Linked DNA regions of Homo sapiens: region 1 is linked to region 2. A link is a contact called in ENCODE Hi-C or POLR2A ChIA-PET data. All regions are on one chromosome and are shown on one strand. Each heading gives the region's core, a stretch centred on a gene start or an enhancer-like site at or near the end of the contact. The rest is flanking DNA. Distances are from core to core; before and after follow the strand shown.

Region 1 (2,831 bases), core at 157-2,656, 93 kb after region 2:
CTCACTGACCTGGCCACAGGCTCTTCCACCCCAAAGGAACCCATAGTATCTCAGGAGCTCTGCCCTGAGCAGTCTCCTGCTAGGGAGGGCTGGGAAACAGGCCCTCACCGCCAGAGCATGCGACACAGCCTGTGAGATGGTGACAGTGGGTCCGGCTTTTTCGCTCAAGTTGACCAGGGCTTATGCTCCTGCAATGCCAGGTCAAAAGCACAGCCACCAAGTTCTCCTCCAAAGGCCCGACTCCTTTGGAACTCACTTCCTGGGGGGGTCAGAACAGAGTGTACCCCTACCCCGAGTCCTGGCACAGGGACACGGCCATATAACCTGGAGACTCTTCCTGCTACAGCCAGGAAGGCACCTCCTGCCACCAGGAGCCGGGGCTGGAGAGGGCTGGGCTGCCTGCCTGGCTCACACCAGGGGTGGTGTGGCTAGGAAGGAAGAGGGGAATCTCAGGCCTGTCTGGAGCACCTTGGGGATGGAGTCATAGGGGAGGGTCTAGACAGTGGCTATTCATTGCTTCTCCTTCCGGCGCTGCAGAAACTTCCTCCTCAGTCTGAGTTGGGCAGGGCCCACTCGCGTCCGCCTTCGAATCCCTTTCCTGCTGGTCAAAGGCAACCCCTCTGACTCTACCAGAGAGGGCCGGAAATCCAGCTGCCCACAACATATCCTGCCATGGCCTCCACAGAGCGCATGGAGCCCGGGGAGGCTGAACAGGAAAGGCAGAAGTGAGATCCCATCCCACCAGGACAGCAGATTCGGTGCCTTGCATGATGGCAGCTGACTGTGGTGGGTGCGTCATTTCAGGGGCCCACAATGGGCCTTTGGTGCCTCCCAGGAGCCCAAGGTGGCAGTGACTGCACACAGCCAGCTAAGAACGTGTCTGTCTGTGATGTGGTACCCACCAGGCAGGGATGTGGGGCTGAGGCACAGTCTCTGCTCCTTTGTGCAGGGGTGGGACTGCCTGATAGATGTGTTTTTCCCACTGCCCCCACTCTAGCCAACAGCCCGGAGAAGGGGAAGTTTGACGTCACTCATCCCCCACGGATGGCAGTAGCCAGAAGGCAGGGGCCCTGGGGCCACCAAAGGCAAAAGCCCACCAACAGACCCTTGGTTATGATGAGGGTCAAGTGGAGCACATCTTACCAGTGTGTCCCAGAGACCCACGCTCCTCCCAAGATAACACCCAGACTGAGAGCCCACTTCACCTACCCCAGCTTCTCTCAGGGACTCCAATCTGGGACTCTTGGGGTTGGGAGGCTGCATCCTCTGCTGTGGTGGGCCCAGGCTCGGGTCTCACAGGTGCTCCAGACCCATCCTCCTTCCCCCCAGAGCCAGGATGGGGATCCAAAAAGCCAGGAAAGCCAGGGACAGGAACAGGGAAGCCACCGGGAGGAGAAAGGAAAGACAGAGGGGCGGAGACCAGCAGCTGCTCTTTGAATGAAGAGAAAGCATTTCAGGCAGCCAAACAGAATGTCAGCAAACCTCAGAAGTAATTCACTCCCCCAAGCCCAGACTTATGGGGTTCCCACTGGTGCACCAGGCGCGGGCCAGGCCGACCCGGAACATTCAGTACAAATGCTGGGCTGCCAGCTCGTCCCTAAAATAAGACTCCAGCTGTTGGCCATGGAACTGCTTGGAAAGTAGAGCTCCCTGGGACAGGAAAGGAGCCCTGCAGGGCAGAGAAGCAAAGCTGGGGGAAGTGAGGCCTGCTCCCCTGTGGCAGAGGTTGGATGCGAGAGCCGTGTGACTGCTGCCAAGAGCTGCTGGCGTGCGGCCCCGGGGTAGCTGCAGGAAGGCACGCTGACGCTGGAGCCATCCTGCCATTCCCACAACAGTTTCTTCTGAAATCGACATCCTTCTTTTCCTGCACTTTGACCCCCACCTGATCTTGGCAAGGGTCTTTGGGCCACACAAGGCAGGCTAGTGTAGGGGTCCCTTTCCCCCTTCTTCAACATCCTGGCCCTTGAAGGAGTGAAGCTGGGGCCCCAGGAGCCACACTGCGGGGACCAGTCCCTGAGCAGGCAAGCAGGCTAATTCACATGGGCTGCAGAGGAAGGTGAGGGAGGCAAGGAGCAGGCCCAGATTCCTCAGCAGGGCTGAAAATATCCATTAGTGATGAACCAAGCTCACACTTCCGGGCGAGTATGAGTGCAGGGGTATTAAATGTCATGAGATGCTTTGAAACGAAAAAGAAGTTAACTTGAGACTTCTGCCTCTGTGTTGCCATCCATGTACAGAGGAAGTAAGACGCTAGCAGGTCCTCCAAGAGGGTATCCACCTGTACCTCATTCCTCCACCCCACACTATTGGGTGAATATGTAACAAGCGCACTTCTTGCTCTCATCAACGAAACAATGAATATTTGTGAGTCTTTCCTACAAGGCCAGCACTGTCCTAAGCACTTTCTCTGCATTTCCTTCTTTGAGCCTCATGGTAATCCTAAGAGGTAAGCACTGTTATTATCCTCGCTGTGCAGATGAAGAAACTGAGGCAGGGAGACGTGACATAGCTAGTCCCAGGCCAGGCAGCTGGTAATAGGGGTCTGGCTGGAGACTCTGTGTCGTCTGCCTTGCCCATGCTACCCCAGGTGGTGGCAGCTGCTCAGAGCCATCCACACAGTGCACACTTGCCAGTTCATTCTATGGAGCCCACACTTCTCCACGAGGAATGAAGAGGGATGCTGCAAGGAGGGGCAGGGGGAGGTCATAACTGGGATGATTGAGGCTTCAGAAAGTCCCTGGGCACATCCCAGCCTACCTGCTCCTCCTCTTCCAGGGTCAATGTGTGGTCTCGAACAGGTTGGCAAGAGCTCAGGACTTGGGGCTGGGGCT
Region 2 (2,700 bases), core at 28-2,527:
CTGAAGTGCAGTTAGATGTTAGTGAAAACCAAGATAGAATCTTTCCTCATATATGTTCACAAATCCCCTGGATTTTATCCGTGGTCTTGCCAGACCGTGTGGTGTCTTTTTCCATGTCCCCAAGCAGGATGACATAGTCTGCAGCATTTGCTTCTGGACCTGGTTCCGTGGAGACACCCAAGACTGGGCATCCCATTGTGTGCATGCACCTTTGTCTGGATATGAGAAAGAAGAGGAAGAGGAGGAGAAGGAAGGAAATGAAGAGGGAAGAAGGAAAGAAGGGAAGAAAAAGGGAGAGTGATAGAAGAGACTGTGGGGTCCTCCCCTCTTCACTTCATCAGCAAGGGGCCAGGAGGCAAGGACGGTAGGTTCAACTTGTCCATGACCTTCAGACCCAGACAGACCGCAGGTCCAGGGGCATCCCCGCACAGGCCATTAGGACCCGACCTCCACCAAAGTGTCGGAAGGAAACTTCACAAAGCTCCTCTGCAGCCAGACATTCTTTTCCAAGCCCACCTGACAGTCTCTGCCCCAGGGTCAGCTCCTGACATGGAGTGTCCTTGGTATGAGGCCCGCAGCCCCATCTGAGCCCACCTCCAAGCCTCCTCTGCTCTGTGTAGAGCCAGTGAAAGGGAACCTGAACAGAATGTGGACCACAGCCAGGGGAGGAGAGAAAAGCCCTTGGAAAGCACTAAATACTCTCCTTGTTCCAAAAGCCCCAAGGACAGCAGAATTATCTGGAAAATGAATTCCCAAAAATTGATTCATGGAGGGGAAAAAGAATTTTTCCTATGATTCTTCCTTCAATTTAAAATTTCTAGGCAAGTACACATTGCAGCCACATAATACACCCTTTCCCCATTAATAATCGTGATTTTCAGAAGAGAGGGTCATTTTTCCTGTTATTGTTGGTCACACCTGCCAGTAAACAAGCTGTGTGTGCTGTGTGGGGGTCAGGGCAGAGCATTCAGACTCTAAAAGCTAGACCCCGCGTGTCCATGACCTTGGGCTTGCCCAGCTGGACGGGTTTCCATGCACTCCACATCTGGATTCCAAGAACAGACTGACATACAATGTTCCAGAGCAGACTGATGTGGATGAGGATGCCCCATCAGAGAAAACATGGCCCATTCTCTCCCAAAGGCTAAATTTTTTAAAAAGAGGATAAATAATTACAAGCTACTTTTGCAATGTTTCTATAACAAAAGTGGGATTTGTAAATCTCTGAATTGTTCAAGGAGGCTTGTCCGCAACCCCCCTGAGTCATGACAGGAAAGGAATTATTTATAGCCCAGGACAGTTTGTTTACATACTTGCCTAGTTCCTGGGCAGAGTCCTTCCTCCACCTGCACAGTAAAAGTTGCTCATCAAAAATAGAAAATTATTGCTTCCTTTTCAACTTTCCCTGAAAGCACTGAGAAGAGGAAGGGGGAACACAAAATATATTTTTACTAAAGGGTTCTTTCCTCTCCAACTAAAATCTTATCCAAATGTTGCTTCCTTAATCCCCAGAAGGAAACAAAAATCCTGAGCTCTTTTGTAGAATGATTAGAGACAAAGTCCTGAGACTCCACACCTGATTGTCCCCAAGTCCCAGGGGGGTTTCTGAAACTGCCTAGGAGATGCTACGGGGGGCTGTGAGAATGTAAAGGAGCCCACCACCCAAGCTGGGGACCTTGAGACCGGCCTCTCTTTCATCCAGACCAGCCCTGCCTTTATCTGTTGTGCACAATGGCATTTAGACTGCTTCCACTGGTAAACTGGAGTTTGAAAGTGACAGGAATGGTTGATCAAGCAGGCCCTTGGGGCTCTCAGATGAATGCACCATTCTGTCACTTTGTCCTGTATGGTTGCCATCCATACAGAGAACACTGGGCTGAGCAGCCTCCTGCCCAGCCTGCTGGAGATGCCGTATCCACATTAGGGTGAGACCTAGAGGCACTAGGGGCAGCAGGAGGGAAGGGGGAAACCTGTTCCTTCCTGAGAGTTGTAATCTCCTTATAGAGAGAGATGATCCAGAGAGGGAGCTGGCGGGGTGGCATGCAGCTATGAAGGTGCTGAGCTGGCAAGAAAGCAGCCACGCAAAAGGTGGCACGGAGGGCAGGAAGCCTCAGCAACACAGAATAGGCAAAAGCCAGGACAGCTCCTCTGGGACCAGGGCAACTGGACATGCTCCAGGTAATGCAGGTAATGCAGGTAACGCAGCTGAGTGGGCACCAAAAGGCAAGAGCCATGTTAGGGAAGAGATCAGGTTGGTCAAATACACCACAGGCTGCTAAAAAGGGAGCTCTATTACTAAGCGTTAATCATAAGATTGGAGAGATTGTTGAGAAGTACTTCACACTTGAAGAAGACATCTTCAGGAGAAAATGAAAGGAAAATGTGGGTGGGGAGAAAGATCAGGTTATTCTATTTATTTCCAACTGGGTAATATGGTATATATGACACATACACAGATAGATAGTTGGATGGATATATATATATATCATAACGAAAAAGATCATCTCTCATATGAAGGTCTTGAGCCAGGACCCACATGCACCACACTCAAATATTATACCATGAATTTCCACAGACCAAAATCTTTAAAGCACCTACAACTGGAATTTTCTTAGACTAAAATAATTTGGCTAGGTAACAGAATTCAGCTACTTGCAAGAGTCAAAGGGGGACACGTTGTTTTATAAATTAACTAGAAAC

Evidence for each region. Hi-C counts contacts between places; a loop is a spot of excess contacts on that map. ChIA-PET counts read pairs that join two places held with the same protein, here RNA polymerase II (POLR2A). Pooled maps may share reads with other maps.
Region 1: a loop to region 2 is called in a pooled map, with 2.3 times the contacts of the local background. The contact joins the promoter of LINC03062 here to the enhancer-like site in region 2. A Hi-C loop is called at or near these places in 5 of 168 maps with a recorded cell type or tissue (Caco-2, Right ventricle myocardium inferior, esophagus muscularis mucosa and 2 more) and 8 of 50 pooled maps. POLR2A ChIA-PET finds 5 or more read pairs at or near these places in 2 of 52 experiments (IMR-90 and activated CD4-positive, alpha-beta T cell).

What each region holds. Positions count from the first base shown.
Region 1 is chr9:89,638,358-89,641,188 of GRCh38, reverse strand. LINC03062 (long intergenic non-protein coding RNA 3062) reads right to left here and starts at 1,406. Exons shown (of 6, transcript NR_024280.1): 1 at 1,210-1,406. RefSeq lists an enhancer at 1,094-1,663.
Region 2 is chr9:89,731,073-89,733,772 of GRCh38, reverse strand. No RefSeq gene overlaps it. Among named protein-coding and RNA genes, the nearest start is that of LINC03062, 93 kb to the right of the region's middle. Within about 2 kb of position 1,277, at least 3 of the 41 ENCODE cell types and tissues checked have a DNase peak (open chromatin) inside an H3K27ac peak, as active enhancers do.